Regions from separate parts of the Homo sapiens genome. Here region 2 is linked to region 1. A link is a loop called in an ENCODE intact Hi-C map of the cell type or tissue named here. Cell type or tissue: HepG2. All regions are shown on one strand. Each heading gives the region's core, and the rest is flanking DNA. Links, peaks and the distances in the headings are about the cores only.

Region 1 (10,999 bases), core at 1,772-9,771:
GCTCCATGTAGCACAGTTAGGGTGGCTCTAACAGCAAGGGTCTGACTGCAGCAGCTCCAAATAAGTGACATGTCTGGGGCTTCAGTTCTCTTCTAGTTGGCCTCACCTCATGAGTAGCTTGGGCTTCCTCACAGTATGGCAGTCTCAGGGTAATCAGATTTACATGGTGGCTGTCTTTCCCAAGAGTATAGAAGCAAAAACGGCCAGGACTCTTTAAGGTTTAGGCCTGGAATTAGCAACAACACATTCTCTTCATTAAAGCAAGTCACAGGTCCAGCCTAGATTTAGGGGAAGGAACTACACAGGGGCATAAATACTGGGAAGTGGGATTCACTGGGGGCCATCCACACAGTCTACCGGAGAGTAGGTGGTCTCTTGCAGAGAGAGTGGAGTTATAGAAAAGGACTGAGACGTGTCCCTTGGGTTTAGGATCCTGGCGGTCACAGTTGGGTCTGGCAGGAACTGTCTTGGTGAAGTGACAGCAGAGGTGAGACTTGGGTGGCTCACGAAGGGACTAAGAAATATGTGCAGGGGAGCAGAAGCACATACTTACAAGAACATTCATGGCTGCATTTGGAAGAATGAAAAGTTTTTGACAACTCAAACATCCATCACTAGGGTACAAGGTAACAGTGGTGTGGACTTCTCATTGAGCTCTCTGCAACTGGTCAAAGCCCAGCGAGTAAGGGCCTCTCTTGCTGACAGGAAAGAGACCCTGAGACGCTGCTGAATGAGCAAAGCAACTGCAAAACATTCATAGGCCATGGTCCTGTTTCTTACAGTGTGAAAAAGTCTATTCAGGCCTGTGTCACTGTGTATCTGCAGGTGCATAGAGAAAGATCTGGAAGGGTACACTGTCAAGGACTATTTCCCTGAGGAATGGAGAATTTTGCTTTTCATTTTGTACATTTTTAGGTTGTTTGATTTTACAAAAAATGAGCATGTGCTACTTTTTGTATTTTTCAAAAAGGTGATGTATTTTAAAAGTGAATGACAGATGAGGAAACAGCATGTGTAGGCAACTGTATGGAGAAGCTTTATCAGAAGGAGTGGAGAGAGAAGACAGCAGCCAGAGGGTGTGGAGTTGGGGAGACTCGATGCGGCCGAGGACCACCTACATCTGAATCTCTTGGGTGCTATTCAAAATGTAGACTCCTTGGGGTTTCCTGAGCCTGAGTCAGAACCTTTCTGTACTAGGCAACAGCTGGGCCGACTGGACCCTGAAGGAAAGGAGAGAGGAGGGTGCAGGAGTTGGAGAGGGATGAGGGGGGAGGAGGGCACTCCCCATTTGTAGTGTAGCGGGACCTAATGAGCGACCCTACAGAGAAGCCAGTGCAGGCCCTCACTCATGACAAGCTCTCGCTCCATGGTTCTCTCTCCTCTTCCCACATCCCCATAACTGTGGCTGCTTAAACTTGCAAGCGGATTTAGAGCTACCCTGGCAGTCACTGACACCTGCCTCTCTTGAAAGGGCTGCTAGGTCCCACCACCACCCCCCCCCCCCGCCGTAGAATGGGTAGAAGAAGGGGCTGTAGAAGTGACCTCTAGACTGTGCTGACCAGTAGAACTTTCTGATGATGGAAATGTTCTGTGTCTGCATTGTCCCCTCTGGGAACCTGTGGCTTAGAATGTGACCACTGGGACTCAGAGACTGCCTAAATTTTAAGATATATTTTATTTGAATGAATTTAAATGTGAACTTAAATAGCCCCATGAGGCTAGTGGCTACCTCATTGGACAGCACAGCCCTGGACGCATGGAGAAGATCCTGTGTGTCAGGCTAAACTCCATCCTCAGTGGGCACAGTCCTGGACCCATGGAGAAGACCCTGTGTGTCAGGCTAAACTCCATCCTCAATGGGCACAGCCCTAGATGCATGGAGAAGACCCTGTGTGTCAGGCTAAACTCCATCCTCAGTGGGCACAGCCCTGGACCCATGGAGAAGACCCTGTGTGTCAGGCTAAACTCCATCCTCAGTGGGCGCAGCCCTGGACCCATGGAGAAGACCTTGTGTGTCAGGCTAAACTCCATCCTCAATGGGCACAGCCCTGGACCCATGGAGAAGACCCTGTGTGTCAGGCTAAACTCCATCCTCAGTGGGCACAGCCCTGGATGCATGGAGAAGACCCTGTGTGTCAGGCTAAACTCCATCCTCAGTGGGCAAGCCCTGGATGCATGGAGAAGACCCTGTGTGTCAGGCTAAACTCCATCCTCAGTGGGCACAGCCCTGGATGCATGGAGAAGACCCTGTGTGTCAGGCTAAGCTCCATCCTCAGTGGGCACAGCCCTGGATGCATGGAGAAGACCCTGTGTGTCAGGCTAAACTCCATCCTCAGTGGGCACAGCCCTGGATTCATGGAGAAGACCCTGTGTGTCAGGCTAAACTCCATCCTCAGTGGGCACAGCCCTGGATGCATGGAGAAGACCCTGTGTGTCAGGCTAAACTCCATCCTCAGTGGGCACAGCCCTGGATGCATGGAGAAGACCCTGTGTGTCAGGCTAAACTCCATCCTCAGTGGGCAGGGAGGCGTCAAAGGAGTGCAAAGGAGTGATTCACAGCAGGTGGTCATGGAAAGAAAGCTCTCCCCCACAGGAAGTACTGGTTAACCGTCTTTGGGGCCTGTCCAGAGCCCCCTTCCTTGTAACATAGCTGTGTTCAGGCTTGGTTAGCCCTGGCTGGCCGCAGCCATGGCCATGGTGGGGAATGATCATGGTCTTCCTTCTAGATGGTTGGATCAGAGCACCTTCTTGTGATGTCACAAATCGGGGCCTTTCTAGCCTTCTTAACCTTGGAGGTTCTGCTCAGCAGCTGCTACTGGCGTCTCGTCCTCTTGGCTCTGGGTCTGGGGCACTGGAAGGTAAACTCCCTGCTGAGTTGGAGGCAGCAGCATTGAGTGGGTGGCTGTTTTCCAGCCAGGATTTACCCAGGGCTTTATGGCTTGCAAAGCCTTCCTCACAGGGCTTTGTCAGGCATTTAATATTCACAAAAATGTGGCCAGGATCAAAATTATTATTATGGGGAAACTGAGGCCAGACTGTAAAGTCCACAGGTCAGGTTCTTTGTGGCTCACTCTTGTATCCCTGGGCCTTTTGCACTGATTGGCACATGGCAGATCCTCAAGAACATTTTCCAGGTGGATGAGGTTCAGAGGGGCCATGCAGCTTGGCCAGAGGGCACACAGCCAGAGAGGCAGGGATTCTGTTCTGTTCTGTCCAAGTCCCCACCTCTTTTATGGAGCCAGGCTGTTCTGTGTCTTTGAAGAGAGCCTCTGCCCTTCAGAAAGGGTCCTCACCTTTTTCCTTTCTGTAAATTAAGTCGTACGCATGGTTAAAAAAAAAAGAAAAGAAAATCCAAAATAGTACTGAAGGTATGCAGTACACAGGAAGCCTCCGCCCACCTCCACCTCCCAGCTTCCCCCTTTGGAGGTATCTGCTGTAGTGGGCTCCTCAAGATACTTCTAGCCATGCTCTGTTTGTGCATGCTTATCCCTGCACAGACAGCAGAAGCTGTCTTGGCCAACAAGACCAGGAAGCATTGGTATTTGCAGGTTAATTGAAAAATTCATTTAAGGTGGAGAACCATAAAAAAGTGATATAGAGGCTGGGTGTGGTGGCTCATGCCTGTAATCCCAGCACTTTGGGAGGCCAAGGTGGGCGGATCACAAGGTCAGGAGATCGAGACTATCCTGGCTAACATGGTGAAACCCCGTGTTTCCTTCACTAAAAATACAAAAAATTACCCAGGTGTGGGCCTGTAGTCCCAGCTACTCAGGAGGCCGAGGCAGGAGAATGGTGTGAACACGGGAGGCAGAGCTTGCAGTGAGCTGAGATTGCACCACTGCACTCCAGTCTGGGCAACAGAGTGAGACTCCGTCTCAAAAAAAAAAAAAAGGTGATATAGAAGCCAGGTGCAGTGGCTCATGCTTGTAATCACAGCACTTTGGGAGGCCAGAGTGGGAGGATTGCTTGAGCCCAGGAGTTTGAGACCAGCCTGGGCAATGTAGCAGGACCCCATCTCTTAAAATAACAACAGTAACAACAAAAAACTAGCCAGGTTTGTGATGTGTGCCTGTAGTCCCAGCTACTTAGGAGGCTGAGGCGGGAGGATGGTTTGGGGCCAGGAGTTCGAGGCTGCAGTGAGCCATGTTTGCACCACTGCACTTCAGCCTGAGCGACAGAGCGAGACCATGTCTCTCAGCAACTACAATGAAAAGTGATACAGACCTTAACTTAAGATTTTCTTTTAACTTAAGATTCATGTATACATCTGTCTCCGCACCTTGCTTTCTTAATACATAACTTTTTAAACTTATCTTGGAAATCATTTCATATCAGAATGTATAATCTTATTGTTCTTCATGGCTATCAAGCCTTCTGTTATAAGGATAGACCATCATTGCATTGATTCCTTACTACTGGGCATTTAGATCATTTGTGGGCTTCTGCCTGTGGTCGACTTTAGAGCAACAGTGTGCATTTCTGCTTCCACCCCTTGCCCTGTGCCCCCGACACACACTGCACATCCTGATATGATCACCAGGTGTGGCTCTGCTATTTTTCTGGCAAAGCTGGAGTTTTTCCTTCTGGCTGGTGTCTACAAAATCGAGGAGGAAAGCAGCTTCAGGGGGAGCTTGTGGTTAAGTAGGTGTGAACTTTCTCTGTGGATCCGTTGGGACCTTTTGGATTTCAAGCCCTTGTCAACTGTTTCATACAGTCAAGTTCTTGGCTTGTGTAACCAGGGAGTGGACTTCAGTTACAGCTGGATCCACCAGCCCAAACTATGTCCCAGGACAGCAATCTGTGTCTTCATCTCTGCTTTCTTTTAGATTGGCTTCATCCTTAGGCACACCCTTCCCAGGTAATGGCAACTTGGCTCCCAGCAGTCCAGACTCCCAGCTTCAGTTGTTAGAGAAGAAAGTTCCAGCAAAAACCCAGGCGGAGCTCCCATTGTTTTGACTTGGGTCACATCCCGGAACCCATCCCTGTGCCTCTGACAGTCCTGGGTCACATGCCTGTCCTGGAGTGGAGGCTGGGATCACCCCCGTCCCCGCATCCCTTGAACCTCCCTAATGAGAAACTGACTTGAGAGGAGAAGGCTGTAGAAAGCACACTGTATGGGTGGAGCCAACAGCTGTGGATGGCCTGGTCCCTGGAATCAGAATCACTGAACAAGGCTCTGGTCAGCAGCTGGCAAGGCTGGGTAAGGACAGGGCAGCTAGGTAGCTGACCATTGACCCACCCATTGCCATTGGATCTTGGAAGAACCTAGGTGGTTTGCCACCTCCTCCATGCAGCCCACCTGGGTTACAGCCTTCCTTTCAAGCTTCTGACCTCTCTATGATGATCATAGGTTGATGATTTTTAACCCTCAAGGAGTGAGTAACAAGACACTTTTGGGAATCCACCAAATCTCTTGTGTCTCTCTCCTTAGATAAATGCTCTTACATCCGTCATTCCAATTTCAGGGCACCTATGGCCCCAGGTTAGGAACTCCTGTTTTAGTTTTTATGGCCCCCCCCCTTTTTTTTTAAGACTTAATTGCATTACTTCACTCCTTTTTCCCTATGTGATCTCCCAATTTGAGGGGTGCATAGAGCTTAGGACCAGGCTTCAGACTTGGGTTTATACTGAACCGTGTTGACGCTGGGCCTTAGTTTTCTTACCTATAAAAAGAGGAACAGAATGCCCACCGTTTGGAGTTGTTTCAAAGATTAAATGATGAAGTAATGCATATGGCCACTGAAGTGTTAGCATGCAGTGAGCACCCAGCAGATGTACTCAGTAGCCCTTTAAGGCCTCTGGATCTGCTGCTGTGTTCTGAAAGATTCCCAGTAAACCGGTCTCCATTTCTTTGGGGCCGAAAATAGCACCTGGAAGGGGCGTGATTGCCGTTTGTCAGAAGAAGATGTTGAGAGGGGACATCACATTTGATTGCTCAGGAGTTCCCCTGAGATGATTGCTCCCCATTTATAGATGGGAAAACCCAGCCCTAGGGAGGTTTCAGGGGCTTCTCTAGGTGTCTTGGAGTTAGTTTGGTTTAGCTGTGAGTGCCTTTTACACTCTGATCTCGGGACACCCCTCACTTATTTTATAAGCTGTACCTCCTCCTTGGCCAAGGACAGGCCACAGGTGACAGCTCCCTTGTGTGTTATGGCCCTTTGGCAGAGTCCCCGATCTCAACTGAGTCCTTTCTGGCCCCAGATCCCAGCCATGGCTCCGCTACCTGCCTGGCTGGACACCAGGTCTGGGGTGGTGGGTATTGTTCTGGTAGAAATGTGAACTGGTGCTTTGCTTTGAGTATATTAAGACACAAAGTCCCTGTGGTTAACAGCAAATTAATCACAGTGTTAAGGAGGGCCTGTCTCGGGTAGACATGACTTCATGAGCTTGTCATAAAACTGGCCTCTGCCATATTTCACTCCCCAAGATTTTTGACTTTCAGAAAAGGAACCGCAGATAGAGTTACCAAGTTTTACAGAAATATTTTTACTGGGCAGAAGATTGCTTTATGGCGAGAGCCAGTTATTTCAGGAGACAAGCAAAGAGCCCTTTATTCTCACGTTCTGTGGGAGGAAAATATGATGCCAGAAAGCCCGCTTCTTGGATGGGCCCTTTGAGGGGGTGGGCTGCATTTTTTTGGAGTTGGGAGTGGGTGACATGAATTGGCTTGCGAAGGCCTGGGGGGCCCCTGAGCACCCGCCTACCTTTTCTTAACCATCTCTGGGGATTTGGGGCTTATTTTGCAAGCACACGGAAGCCTAAGGGTGTTGAACAGGGAAGAGACGTGGTTAGCACTGGGCTTGAAACCAGGACCGCATATCAGAGAGGGGAAGAAACTGAGAGTGGTAGGCCAGCCTATGGGGGGCCCCAGCTGGAGACACAGGAAGTCCAGGTTAGAGCTGGTGCTGCCATTTCCCAGCCATGTGATTCTGTCATTTCTTGTTGTAAACTGGGGATAACAGCAGGACCTGCCTCATGGGCTTTCAGGAGAATTAAGTGAGAGCATCTGTGTCAAGCGCTTCCTCATTTATTCAGTCCATAATGTCTATGGTGATCGTTGGCAGCGAGAGAGGGGGGTCTTCCTTCATCCACATTCCTGAATCTACTCATCCCACAGCTTCCTTTGCTTGTGCCTTTGAGTGCAGTGGGCCGGCGCACTGGGAGGTTTGAAATCTGGGCCTCCTTAGCAGGTTGGAGATTTATGGGCCTCATTCTTTGAGCTCCAGTCAGCACCTCTGTACATGGAAGGGACTGTTCTTTCTTGGAAATTAGGGGGAAACAGATTGGCTTGAAATTCTGCCCCCCCAGAGGATGGGACTGACCTTTGTGTGTTAGGACTGGGTGCTTCTCTCCCCCAATGTGGAAGAAGGATGCATGCTAGAAGTTTTGTCTGTGTCTGGAGCAGCCGTGTGCCTGATAAGGAGATGGCTCCCTTGCTCCCGTCTTGCTTCTGACCATAATCCCTTTAAGTTGGGCAGTTGGAGAAGGTTGATTTGTCTCCTTCTCTTCCCCACCTTCCCTTCATTATTTAGAATGTGAGGGAGAGTTTATCTGGTTCTCTGGGAGATCTATCATCTCAGCTTTGGAACAGCATCCAGGTTTACAGAATGGAATCTGGTGCCCAGCGCCTTCTGATAAATATTTTGGGAAGTCAGATTCCGCTGACATTATAGTCTATGGGTTGGGCAGTGGATGCTTTCCCATGTCTGGGTGATTGAACTTGGACTATCCTCATACCATGCGCTGTGCACCAGCTTCATGCTACAGCGTTTTAGCGCCCAGAATTCTGGCCCCTTTTCCTGCTTCCAAGGTTCTGCTTGTGCAGTTTCGCCCATGAGAAATGCACTTATTGCTTCTGTGTTCCCTGCAAATACATACACCCCTGCTTTATCCTTGGCTCTCTGCTTCCTTCTTCCCTTTCATGCTGCCTCCAAGTTCACTCACGCCCTCCCTGAAGCCCTCTCTGAAGCTGCCCTCCTTGTTCTTAAAAGCTTCCACATGGCTTTGCTAACATCTTTGTTCTGCCCTGGGTTGGCCAAGTCAAATAAGTAGACCCTGGGCAAAATCCATGGTCTGTCAAGCCTCAATTTCCTTACCAATAAAATGGGATGGTAATAATAGAACCCATATCCCAGGATGAGTATGAAGATTAAGAGAATGGGTGAGAAGCCCCAGAGCCTGGTGTGCAGTAGGGTTGGTAATTATTTCACTCCTCTCCTCCCACTTAGATTGTAGGCTGCTTGAGGGTAGAGGCCAGTTCTTACTCCTTGTTGTATCTTGTGAGCTTTTTAGCATGGTGTCTTGTCTGTAGGAGGTCCAAGAACTTATTAAGTGGAACCCTCTGGTTAGGAGTGATGGGGTTCCTTGGATGGAGGAAGTCCCGCATAGGTGGATTTTCAGGAGTTTTGGGGAAGATGCAGAACATTGCTTTAGCAGAGTGGTTGGAGCCGGGCGGGCACTGCCTACCATGGCAGCCTCTGTCGTGATGCAGCCACTGAACGTTTGAAATAGGGCGGGTCTGGATTGGGAGTGCTCAGGGGATTTCAAAATCTTAACGTAGAAAAGGAAAAGTATGTCAACTTTTTTTTATTAATAATTTAAAAAAATCACATGTAACGATAGTATTTTGAAATGTCGGTATTTTGGATATATTGGCTTAAATAACATTGTTAAAATTAATGTCACCTGTTTCTTTGTTTTTTAATGTGGCTACTAGAACATTTAAAATTACATGTGTGGCTTGTATTCTGTTCCTGTCACACAGCACTGGCCTTGACTCCATGGGGATGATGTTGACCCCAAGGAGGCAGAAATTGGTTCTTGGGGGGCAAAGGAGTCTTAGTCTTTTTAAGTATAAAACACAGATATACATCCAGTATATAAACAGATCCACAGAATACCTGTGATATTAAAATGTTATGGTCTACACAGGCTCTGTATGAAGAGGGAAGATAATGGGAACTGAGATACACTGTACTGGCCCCAGAGATAGCCAGGACCGATTCAGATGCTGGCCCTGCCACTTACTAGCTGTGTGACCTTTGGGCGAGTGCCTTAACCTCTCTGTGTCTCTGTTTCTTCATCTGTAAAATGGCAGTGAAAATGGTGCTTAGCTCGTGAAGCTGTCATGTAGATCAGATGAGAATGCCTGTGAAACACTTAGCTCCGTAGCTAGCCACAGAAAGCAGGTGATACGTAGGACAGTTATTATTCACGTGCTATGTGACAAGCTTGGCCAGCCTTTGGAGGCAGAACGGGGTAGGACTTCCACTCCCAGGATCTATGGAGTGACCATGTCTATTAGCCTTGGTTTTTCCATCTGGGAAATGTGTTGCCAGGAGTGCGGTAACATCTGTACAGCACCTTGTGCTGAGGGTGGAATGTGGCTGGCAGGTATTGGAGTGATGTAGCCCCCACCCCAGCCATAGCAGCCCTGTGCCAGGCACAGGGAGGCTTCTGCACTGAGGGCTGGCTGGTGGTATCCTTCACTGGGCTCATGGCGGACCCTCCTGGGTGTGCACCTGTCCCGCTGTCAGGGCCAGGCTGTGCTGGACATCTCCTCCCTGGGGCTGCCTTTGAAGGGAGAGCTGAGAGGAAAGTGGAGGGGAAGGAGGGGCTGCCCATGGCCTGCTCAACACAGACAGTTGGATTAAAGGTCCCTTTCAAGGCCTTGGAAATTGTCAGTGACATGGGCTCTGGCCTAGGGGGCTGCAGGTGGCAGCCCTCCTATAACAAACCCAAATTCTGTCTTTGGAGATCACTGTTTGAGAGACACAGAGGCCAGGGCTCTGCCTCCTGTGGGGAGATGTGATCCGGAGAGGGGAAGGTCAGCAATGCAGCCAGGATGAGGACGAGCAGCTGGCCGCACAGCCTGGTGGAACCAGGGTTTGTGCACATGGAGGCTTTGGGGGTTGGTAGGGACCTTGGGAGTTTCAAGTGCTCCGAAGACCTGGGTGCCCTCCACTCACTGCCGCTCACACACCCAAACAGCCTGTCGGAAGCAGCCTTCCCCACCAACTCTTGAGACCCATCTGCGCTCCCAGCCTCCCAGTCCCAGTGACGGGCTCTCCATTCATCTGTTGCTCAGAGAGGCATCCTGGGGGGTCATTCCTAACTCCTCCCCTTCCTTCCCTGCAGAGCTGCCAGATGGACACCTTTCGTCAATCTATGACTCTGTGAATCTCAGATTTGCCCACTGCTCACCATGGTCCCCATCCTCTTCTAAGCCATCATCCTGTTGCTCCTGGAGGACTCCAACAGCCTCTGAATTTCTTCTCCCTGCCTCAGCCAGGCTGACTTTGCAGAACCCAATGAGATCCACTCCCTCTCCTACTTGAATCTCTACTGCGGCTTCCCACAGTCCTTAGAGGAACATCTAAATTCCTTCCCATGGTCCATAAGGCTGAGCACAACCTGCCCCTTTCCTGCTTCTCATCCCCGGCCGCCCTTCACCTCACTCCGTCCCAGCCGCCCTGCTCCCTTCTGGAACACACCCATCACATGCCCAACTCGGGGCCTTTGCACGCTCTATTCCTGCAGCTGGAGATGCTTCCCAGTACTCTCCCTTGTTCTCCCCAGCTCACCCTCCAGGATGGAGCTCTCACATGTGCCTTGGAGCAGCTTTCACTGTGGTTCCTTCTCCTAACATCCTGTTCCTTCTGCCTCCTTGGAATGCTCACCACCATTGGTCATTTGTGACTTATTCATGTGGCAGTTGAGTTACTGCTCACCTCCCACAGGAACAGCAAGGAGTTGTGGATATTGTTATTCACCTGTGGTGGCAGGGGGCAGGGTATTGTCACCCCTCTGGTGGCAGGGGGCAGGATATTGTCATTAACTCCTGGGGCTCCACAGCCTTGCACAGGGCCTGACACATATAGGCATCTGTTAATCCTTGGAGAATGAAAGTGCTTTGCTGTGTGCTTTGGACAAGTTCTTTCAATCTCTGAGCTTCAGCTATCCTGTCTGTAAACTAGAGGGTGGGGGTAGTTGCTTCCAT
Region 2 (10,999 bases), core at 1-8,000, 190 kb before region 1:
TCAGTCCAACAGCCTTGAAGGATTGAATCCTGCCAGCAACTGTGTGAGCTTCAAAGTGGATCCTTCCTCAGTGGAACATTCAGATGAGACCTCAGCCCTGGCTGACATCCTGATCACAGCCCTGTGAGAGTCCCAGAAGCAGAGGCCCCAGTTAAGCTGTGCCCAGACTTCTCCCCCAACAGCCCAACAGCTCTTGAGTGAGTGAGACAGAGCTGACTTGAGTCCTGGGGTCACAGATGCTTACAGGGTCTGTGACTTTGGCATGTCCTGAGAGGGCTGCCTACCTCTGAACCTTGGAACCAGGGTGAGGTCATTGGGTGTGCTGCTGCAACAGGGTGGTTGTAAGGATCAAAGAAGATAATGTGGTCAGAGTGCCGAGAGTAATGCCTGATATGGTAGATAGTAAATGGTCAATAAATATCAGCTGCTAATACTAACTTTTAAATATTTGTGAATGTCACTTTCCTGCTCAAAACCATCTTGTGGCTCCCTGTCTCACTCGAAGTCAAAGCCAAATCTGCACCTTGGCTTTCAGGGCCGGATCTGGCCCTCATTCTCTTTCCAGCCCCATCCCCCTGCCCCCTCCTCCCTCCTGCCCCAAGCCCCTGCTTCTCTTCCCTGTGTTCAGAACACTCTCCCCTGAGCTCCTGGAGTGGCTCCTGCCCTCACATCACCTTGGTCTCCCCTGTGACCACCTCAGAGAAGCTTCTGGACCACCAACCCACACACCCCTTCCCCTCTTCCCTCAGCCTGTGCAATGCCTTGTTTCTCTCCATTGCACCTACAGCCTCCAAAATTATGTTGAATATCTCTTCCCTATCTGTGTGCGTGTCCACCATCTGTCCACTGGCTTCCCAGGTCCCCAAGGTTAGGGACTAGGTCTGTCTCACTCCTGGCTGTGTGCCCCGCACTTAGCACAGAGCTGGGCTCAGCACAGGCCCTGGAGAAATATTTGTTGGACAAATGAATACATCATAATTACTGTGTTGTGATAATAATTCTCTTCCTCCTTCCTCCCCTTTCTGGTGGAGACACGAGGTGACTGGAGCCCTCCGGGAGAGTCTGTGGAGGAGAAAGCCTGGCCACTGGGGGGTGTGGCATGCCCAGGAAATCTCTGCGCAGCTCAGCTTGGAGGTGGCCCCTCTTCAGCCTGGCCTCTCTGCTGAGGAGTTGTTGCCCAGGGTGCCTTCAGGCCTTGGTGCTCTGACAGAGAGGACGCTCTGGGACACAGCTGATGTCCTTGCCACCTGACCCTGAGGTAGAGTGTGGCCTTCATTGGTTGGGTGGGATGAGGGCTGGGCGAAACTCAGGGGCCTTGGTTCTGGGACACCCACTGGGAACCCTTTATAGCTATTCCCCTATAGCCAACAAATGAAAGAGGGCTGCTGGGTGCTGACCTATGATCTGGACAGACTAAAAGCCTCAAACATCAGGGGCTTCTGAGCCCCCTCGCCTCTGTTTGGCTGTACTCCTCAAAGCCCCCTTATGCAGCACTGATGCAGGATGGGGAACTCCTGAGACGGAGAGAATCCTTGGGCTACTAACTTCTTCTCCTGCTTTCCTTTGTCTGAATCTCAGTTTTCTCCTCTGAGGGATGGGCAGAGCCAGCCTCATGCAGCCTGTGTGGCTGGCATGAGGGTTAGCAAAAGCAAGGAGTGAGAAATGTTCTGGCACAACACAGGCCTTCCCAAGTGTAATGGGGCAGACGGTGGGTGGGAAAGGGCCGGTTCTCCTGGATACTCCATGGGGATTCCTGCCCTCTGTCCTGGGGTGGGAGGTGGCATCCCCTGAGCCCAGGCTCCCAGCAGCTCCAGCTAGTGCCTCATTTGGCACCAGGAGCAGGTCTGGGCCTTCCTGGTGCCAGCCTGATGCCAGCCTGTGAGTGCTGCTGGGAGAGGCCTCAAGAGGCTGAGGCTGGTTCAGCAGGCAGCTCTGTGGGGAATCAGTGGCCTGGGGTGATTCGCTATGACAGGTTGTTGACAGTGCAGCTTCCAGGGTTGCTCACGGTCACTGGCGGAGCAGCCCCAGCTGCTGCCTCTGAGTGAGGAAAAGAGAGAGGCGGTGGATGGCCGCCATCCACGCAGGCATGCCACATGGCCTCTGCCCACACGGTCTCAGAGCTGCTTACTGGAGGGCAGCGAGCCCAAGCCATGACACTCACGGCTGCCAACCCCAAAAGTCATTTAGCCTCAGAGCCCTTGATCAAATAAGACAGAGGCAACATCAGGACCTTCCTTCCTTCTTTCAGTTCATATTTTCTGTGTGCCTACTATGTGCTGGGGGGTGCTAGGAACACGGTGGGAGTAAAATAGACACAGCCCTGCCCTTATGGAGAGCACAGTGAGATGCATGTTAGACAGAGAACACAGACAAATATTTAATCATGGCCATGCTAACGGTTAGAAAGGAAAACAGCAAGCTGCTGTCCAGATAGTGCTCTGACCCAGGCTGAGGGCTCATCCAGGCCTAACCTGGAGGATAAGTCTTGGTTAGGTGCCCTACAAGTGGAACCTGAGGCGTGGATCTGTTGGGGTGGCAATTGGGGAGAAGCTGGGAGAGAAGCAGGACGGGGTGGGTAGAAGCAGAGAAAGAGGTGGTCCCAGCCTCAGCCCCGTGCCACAGTGGTGGCGGGGCGAGGGGGGATTGGGAACATCAACTGTCCAGGGAACAGTCCCACCCTGTGGGAGGTGGCTGGCCTTTTGTAGCCCATGGTGGGCAGCGAGGTCTGCCTGATTGTCGCCTATTACAGAGGTGACTCTAGTTTGTCCCAGGGCAATTCTCTGAGGGAGGTGTGCGGCTGCCTTCCGTGAGTGGCCAACACTCCCAGCTGCTGGTGATGCCCCTCCAGCAGGATGTGCCTTCAGGAGAGGTGAGCCAAGGGGGCATCAGCTGCATCTACTAAACAGGCAGAGAGGTCAGCATGTGCAAAGGCGAGGGAAAGTTGGGTGCAGTCAGGGAGGAGAGGAGAGCAGGTTTGGAGCAAGAGAGATGATGGGGACTGTGTCTGGAAGAAAGGCTGGGCTGGGCAGAGCTTTTCAAGGCATGGCAGAGATGCTTGATTTTATTTGGGATGCCCATGAAGGCAGTGGACGTGGGTGCATGGCCATATTGGCAATTTAACAAGAGCGCTTTGGCTTCTGAATGAAGGAAGAATTGGAGTGGGTTAGGAGACCGGGCAGAGAGACCAGCTTAGAAGTGATGTGGTCTTCAAAGGGGAGATGGGGGTGGCTTGGTCTAGCGTGGATGATGTGGGGATGGTGCAATGGGATAATTCAAGAGTTATGTAGGAGGAAGAACTTAGGAGGGGTTAGGGATGCCTATGCAGAACCCAAGAGGAGAATCCAAGTAGGAAGGTGAATGCATGTGTCTGGGGCTTGGAAGGGAGGTGAGACCTGAAAATAGATTTTTGGCATAGAGATGTCTTTGGAACCTCAGGAGTGAATGAGACCACCCAGGAGGAGAGAGTAGAGTGATCAGAGAAGATGGAGCCTTGAAGAGCTTCAATATTATCTAACAGGTGAATAAAGGATGAGGAAGCAGCAGAGGAGACTGAGGAGGGGGAGGGAGGCAGGAGGAGAAGCAGGAGAGTAGGACACCCAGCAGGGGAGGACAGAGCACTGGAGCCAGGTGAGGGCAGTGGCGGGCTGAGAGTGTGTAGAGGAAGGAAAGCTCGGCCAGGCTGCAGGGAGCCTCTAAGCACTGGAAGGGCTGGGGGAGGGTGGATCAGACAAGTAGACTTGTGCATGCAAGGCCACTGAGGTGATGCTGGAGAGTGGGAGGTGTGATGAGACAGAGATACAGAAGGGAACACTGAGGCCTTGAATGACAGGCTGTGGGGTGTGGACTTCCCCCTGTAAAGTGGGATAAACCAGATGAAATGGTCACCTTGGAGAAAGCTGGGCATTTTCCAGGAGCCCCAGGCTGGGGACAGACCATGAGCAGCTCAGAAATGATCCTGCAGGCCCGGGCTCCCGGTCCATCATGATTCCTTGGAGTACTGCCCTGCGGACGGGGCCCAGGATTAAATTCCCTTCACAGAAAGTCACTATGTGTTTGATAAACTCTTATCAGACTGTGGCTGTGGGCTTGTGCCATGTCACCCAGATCTCTAATTTCATAGTCCTGGCTCTGCCAAAGACTGGCTGTGAAACCTGGACATGTCTCTCCCCTATCTCCATCTAAACAGGGCTGCAGAAAGAGGAGGAGTCAGTCAGATGCGCTGACTCATGCCTGTAATCCCAGCACTTTTGGAGGCTGAGGTGGGAGGATTGCTCAAGACTGGCTTGGGTGACGTAGCGAGACCCCATTTCTATAAAAAATTAAAAATTAGCCAGGTGTAGTGGTGCATGCCTGTGGTCCCAGCTACTCAGGAGGCTGAGGCAGGAGGATCACTTGAGACCAAGAGGTGAAGGCTGCAGTGAACTATGATTGTGCCACTGCATTCCAGCCTGGGCAACACAGTGAGATCCTGTCTCAAAAACAAAAAAAAAGGTAAAAAGATAAAGAAAGAGGACTCGACTGGCTGCTTTCAAGCTGTTGGTTCTAGGGAAGCACTTCTGACGCTCTGTCAGTGTCTGATAAAGACTTTGTTTTTAAAAATATGTGTGTATTTTAGGTTTTTCTTGATTCAGTTATTTAGTTTTAAACCTATTTATTGCCTAAGTAATTAATGTTTGTTATAGACCAATTGAAAATACAAATAGGTGTAAGGAAGATATTTCAAATTGCTCATAATCTCACCACTTTCTGTAATAGTTTGGTATATGTCATTCCAGATATTCTCCAGTGGTGTTTTTTTTTTTTTTATTAGAGTTTGGTGGTGATTCTTTTCTCCCTGCCTCAGGGGATAGATTCATGATACCCCTTTATTGAGCCTGGCTACTCAAAGATTGGTCCAGGGACGGCTGCATTGGCAGGACCTGGGAGCTTGGTAGAGATGCAGAGTCTCAGGTCCCACCTCAGGATTGTAGAATCGGAATTCACATTTTAAACAAGATTCCTGGGTGATTCATATATGTGTATTAAAGTTTGAGAAGCACTATTCTGGAACATTAGCTTATACTTAGACTTAATTTTCTTGGACAAGAGAAAGGGAACATTTCTGAAGTTGGAACAACTAGACATCAAAAGGAGACCCTTTGACAAAACCAGATAAACTAAAAGGTTCTTTTTTTTTTTTTTTTTTTTTTTAACTCATAAGCCCACAGAAAGATGGAAAATATCTGAGGGACTTTTCATTTACTTTATTTATTCATTTATTTTAGAGATGGGGTCTTGCTGTGTTGCCCAGGCTGGAGTGCAGTGGCTATTCACAGGGGCGATCGTAGTGCAGAACAACCTTGAACTCTTGGGTGCAAGCAATCCTCCTGCCTCAACCTTCCAAGTAGCTGGGACTACAGGCGTGTGCCACTGCACCTGGCGTTTACCCCAATTATTTAAAAAGTTTCTTTTTCTTTCTTTTTTTCTTTTTTTGAGACTGAGTCTCACTCTGTTGCCTAGGCTGGAGTGCAGTGGTGCAATCTCGGCTCACTGCAAGCTCCGCCTCCTGGGTTCATGACATTCTCCTGCCTCAGCCTCCCGAGTAGCTGGGACTATAGGTGCCCGCCACCAAGCCCAGCTAATTTTTCGTATCTTTAGTAGAGACGGGGTTTCAACGTGTTAGCCAGGATGGTCTCGATCTTCTGACCTCCTGACCTCCTGATCTGCCAGCCTCGGCCTCCCAAAAAAGTATTTTTAACTATTAAAAAAGAACAGTGATAGAATGCTAGAACTTATTCCTTCTATCTAGTAATTTTGTATTCATTAACCAACTTTTTTTTGTGTTTGTTTGTTTTTTGTTTTTGTTTTTCCTGTGAAGCTTTTATTTTGGGCAGAGGGCAGGGAGCTCAGTCCTTCCTGGCAGCTGCTTTCTTCATGGCCGCCAGGACGTGGCTCAGCTCCTCTCTCTTCGTCTTGGCATAGATGTGTGTTAAGCAACCTCTTTCTATCTGCCTTCCCTATTCTTCCCAGCCTCCAGTTACTACCCTACTTCCTGCTCTAGCCTACCCTCTACTTCCATGAGATCAACTCCTTTAGCTTCCACATATGAGTGAGGGCAAAGGATTTAGCCTTTAATCCTGCAGTATTTCTCTTTCTGTGCCTGGCTTATTTCACTTAATGTCGTGTCTTCCAGGTCACCCATGTTATTTCAAACAACAGGATTTCCTTCTTTTTTTAAGGCTGAGTAGTATTCCACTGTGTATTTGCTTTATCCATTCGTCTGCTGATGGATATTTAGCTAGATAGGAGGAATACATTTTAGTGTTCTTTGGCACTGTAGGGTGACTATAGTTAATAATAATTTATTGTATATTTCAAATAGCTAGAAAAGAAGATTTTGAATGTTTTCAACACAAAGAAATAATAAATGTGTAAGGTGATGGATGTGCTAATTACTCTGATTTGATCATTACACATTGCATATATGTATCAAAATATCACTCTGTACCCCATAAATATGTATAATTATTATGTATCAATTATAAATAATTTTTAAAAAGTGATTGAAAACCTCCCACACATGCAAATATATAATAAAATTTTATACATTGGAAATGAATAACACATTGACATTTGGGTCTTCATTGATTGTAAAAAGTAAATGTTAAGAACTTTTTTTTTCTTTTTTTTTTTTTTAAGATGGAGTCTCACTCTGTCTCCTAGGCTGGAGTACAGTGGCATGATCTTGGCTCACTGCAACCTCCGCCTCCCAGGTTCAAGTGAGTCTCCTGCCTCAGCCTCCCGAGTAGCTGGGTTTACAGGCATGCACCACCACACCCAGCTAATTCTTGTATTTTCAGTAGCGACAGGGTTTCCCCATGTTGGCCAGGCTGGTCTCGAACTCCTGACCTTAGGTGATCCACCTGCCTTGGCCTCCTGAAGTGCTAGGACTACAGACGTGAGCCACTGTGCCCAGCCAAATGTTAAGAACTTTTAACGTAAAAGATAAAACACATTTGCACTAACAAGCTACTGCTTTTATTTCTCACACATAGGCATTCTGCTTAAAACTTCATTTGAAACAAGAAGCTGCTGAAAATCTTTGAAAACCACTCAGTGATAGGACTTCCAGGGGCCCTTCCACGGCTCTGTAATTCGGTTAGATAAAACATTATAATGATCAGATGTTTTTATTTTTAAAATACACATCTTTTAGCAGACCATAAAGCCACACACAGATTAGTTGAGCTTGTTGTGTGGCTGGATAAAGTCAGCTGGAACTTGATTTAGGGGAAGAACACTGAACTGGAGATCACAAAGCCTGGTTCTCATTCTTGCATTGCTTGGCCTCCATGTGACAGTCAGAAACCCATCCCTAATGAGGTTGAGCTTCAGGTGTGGCTATATCCAGGTGCTCAAATGATGTCCCCAAGATTCAGGCTTTCTCTCTCTCTGGTCTACTTCCTTCTGCCCTGGTCCCATCCTCAGACAGGCTCCATTGGCCTCTAGAAGCTCCCAGATGATATCCTCATAGATCCCAGTCCAGAAAAAAAGGGAATGTGCCTTTCCCCAGTGGCCCATCAAAAGTCACAGGGCTATGTGATTGGACTGGTTTATATCATGTACCCACCTAGAGCCTATGACCATGAAGGGGTGGGATGTGGGTGGAGGGTGGTCAAGGTGGTGGCAGAATTCAGGGACAAGTGAATCCTAGACCATGGGTCTTCTAACCCAGGAGCTTGGGAGGGAGACGAGTGCCACCTAAACCACATGGCCTAAGTAAGTTGGGATCCCTTAGAAAAATTAGGGTACTGTGACCAGAGGATTGGAGAATGGATGCTGTACCCAAAGTAACCAAGCATTAAACAAAACAAAACAAAACAAAACAAAACAAAACAAACACCTGTTTCTAAACTCAGTTTCTCTACCTGCCTTGAGAATGAGCAGGTTGTGAGGGCCCAATGAGAGGAGGAAGTAAATGATGAGCACTGTTACCTGTTACTTGGAGCCCTATTACTGAGGGGAGCCCCGAGCCCAATTACTCAGAGCCCTGTTACTTGGCGCTGACAGGAGCCCCGAGGCACCTTGCTGCTAACAAACATAACACGCTTCACAAAATGTTCACCCTGTCCCCCATGAGACTGGTCACTGATAAAGAACTGGTAGAAAGGTTCTTTCCTACAAATCCAATTCCAGTCGGCTTGGCTGATGCTTGGCCTGCTCCTCAGAGAGGCAAACATGCCCATTTGCTGGGGAAATGCAACCCAGGGGCGTTTTCTCCTCCTCTCTCTACTGTGATCTTGCCTTTCAGAGCCAGTAGGGGTTCAGACTTGGAGTTGCTGACATTGTCAGCCCCGGAAGAAAAGTTGTGAGGCTCAGCCAGATCTATTTATGCCAGATTTTACAACATCATTGAATTATTTGCACTCAGAACTGCTGATGTTCTGTTGTTATTGTTGTTTAAGTCTACACATAGGCATTTTGGAAGGCACCAATGAATGGGCATCTCTTTATAGTTTCTGAGGCAGAAAAAGGAAAAACTTTTTTCTCCCCTTTATTTAGGAGAAAAGTGAGTGGAGTGGGGAATACAGCCTTCTCCTTCCTGCCTGCCTGTCCCTCTTTCACCTGGGGTAAAATCTGCTTCTGAAAGCCTCCCCAGAGCCCGCTATGAGGAAGGAATAGCCCCTCATCTGTGCACCCTGGCTATTGACTCAGCAAGAGCTGCCATATTTCCTGGCTTCCACTCTGCTCCGCCATAAATCCACTTTCCCCACCACAGCCAGAGTGACTTTGAAATACACAGATTTCCGGGCCAGGGGCAGTGGCTCACACCTGTAATCCCAGCACTTTGGGAGGCCAAGGTAGGAGGACCAGGAGTTTGAGACCAACCTGGGCAAGATAGTGAGAACCCCATCTCTGTTAAAAACAAAACACATGGATTTTTCTGTGGGTGGTGGTACGTTACAAAAATAAAAACAAAAACATAGATTATAGATTGGATTAGGCCACATCATCGTCCTGTTCATAACCCTTTGGGGGGTCTCCCATCTCAGATCAAGCCCAAGCTTTTTTCCTAAGCCTACAAGGCTCAGTGTAACCTGACCTCGTGCTCTTCTCTGACCCCGATTTCTGCCACTGCCTACTTCTACCCACTAATCTCCAGACATAATTTGCCTAATCTTAGTCCCTTGAACATGCCACACTCTTCCTCCATGCAGGCCTTTCACACATGCTATTCCCTTATTCTGGAATGCTGTTCCCACACTCTTCATATGGCTGGCCTCTTCTCATCTCTCACCACCTCAGAAAGGCAACCCTAAACTGCTCCAACAAGTCCCCTTTTAGTTTCTGTCTTTATTTATATATATATTTTGAGATGGAGTTTTGCTTTTGTCGCCCAGGCTGGAGTTCAGGTGCGAGATCTCAGATCACTGCAACCTCCACTTCCTAGTTTCAAGGGATTCTCCTGCCCCAGCCTCCCGAGTAGCTGAGATTACAGGTGCTCACCACCACACCCAGCTAATTTTTTGTGTTTTTGGTAGAGACGGGGTTTCGCCATGTTGGCCAGGCTGGTCTTGAACTCCTGACCTCAGGTTATCCACCTGCCTCGGCCTCCCAGAGTGCTGGGATTACAGGCGTGAGCCACTGCACCCGGACCTCTTTTAGTTTCTCTTATAGCACCCTGTGGTTTTTCTGTTTCTGATAAAACACATCACATTTGCAATTCCGTATTTATTTGTCTATTGTCTGCCTTCCCATAAGACTGAGAACTTCCTGAGGGCAAGAGCTGAGTCTATTCTGTTTTGTTCACTGGCACTTGACATGTACCTAATACATTTTTGTTGCCCAAATGATTAGACGGTTGAAGTCCTCTCTTGTGGAAGGCAGGACTTCCTTCTGTGTTCTTCCTTCTGGCAGTGACTTATTTCTCCTCCCAGGAGGGGATTGGAGAGAGGAGGTTTTGTCATGCTTCCCTCTGTCCCCCTCAAGGCACTCAACATGGTATTTGGCCCACCATGGGAGCCCAGTGGAGGATGATGAATGAATTCACATTAAATATGTTCTTCCTCTTCCCCCCAACTGCACAGCCAGCTACTCCTGGGAGAGGCATAAATAGTGACCTACAGGCCGGCTGCAGTGGCCCACACCTGTAATCCCAGCACTTTGGGAGGCCTAGGTTGGTGGATTACTGGAGGCCGGGAGTTGGAGATCAGCCTGGCCAACACGGGGAAACTCTGTCTCTACTAAAAATACAAAAATTAGCCAGGCATGGTGGCACATGCCTGTAATCCCAGCTTCTTGGGACGCTGAGGCACAAGAATTGCTTGAACCCTGGAGGTGGGGGTCTCAGTGAGCCAAGATTGTGCCACTGTGCTCCAGTCTGGGCAACAGAGCAAGACCGCCTCAAACAAAAATAAGTGACCTACACCATGAGACTTTGGAGTTGTCAAGCCTTTGCAAAATCTCAAACTCTCTCTTCTACTGATGTGAGTACTGTAGTGCCTGAGAGTCCATTACAACAGAGCAAGGGCAAGGTCTAAGAATCATCTTCCAAGGTCAGCACACCTGGAAGGGGTATTGCCTGAACTGAGCCTGGTAATTTCCTCCTGGGATGGGGAGGGTGGGGAGGGTGGAGAACACAGTGACAGCGCCCCCTGCCCCAGGCTTTCACTTCACCAGATATCCATTAAGCACAGTGATTGTTAGGGTCCACAGGGACTTCAGATACAAACAAGACACAGCCCCTAACCTCAGGAGGCTCAGGGTTTGGTGGAATAGACGCGTGACTTGCCCCCTTTCTGCCGTATGACACTTTGGGCTCGTTACTTGAAAGCCTTGGCTTCCTCATCTGTAAAATGGGGTTATAAATGTACCAATCTCATTGGTGATAATTCATTGAGTTGATGCATAAAAATGCTTAGGACAGGGCCAGGCTCAATAAGGGTGAGTAGTCAGTGTTATTATCTGCCATGCCTCAGGCAAGGTACAGAGTTTCCCCAAGGCTACTTGACCTCTTCCT

Evidence for each region. Hi-C counts contacts between places; a loop is a spot of excess contacts. Peaks named below come from ENCODE experiments on the same cell type or tissue, not always from the same donor. Only the 100,000 strongest peaks of a DNase experiment are listed, where the experiment ranks them.
Region 2: it touches region 1 in a loop (4-fold over the local background); 3 of 110 quality-filtered maps call a loop at or near these places.

What each region holds. Positions count from the first base shown.
Region 1 is chr16:50,561,495-50,572,493 of GRCh38, forward strand. All of the region lies in intron 3 of NKD1 (NKD inhibitor of Wnt signaling pathway 1), which reads left to right. Among named protein-coding and RNA genes, the nearest start is that of NKD1, 19 kb to the left of the region's middle. RefSeq lists enhancers at 9,246-9,747, 9,748-10,247. In HepG2, for the core only: no CTCF peak of the experiment used is centred there; no DNase peak of the experiment used is centred there.
Region 2 is chr16:50,371,235-50,382,233 of GRCh38, forward strand. No RefSeq gene overlaps it. Among named protein-coding and RNA genes, the nearest start is that of BRD7, 7.7 kb to the left of the region's middle. RefSeq lists a silencer at 3,504-3,798. In HepG2, for the core only: CTCF peaks have their summits at 1,089 (motif pointing right) and 3,623 (motif pointing right); DNase peaks (open chromatin) are centred at 297, 1,097, 1,977 and 3,637.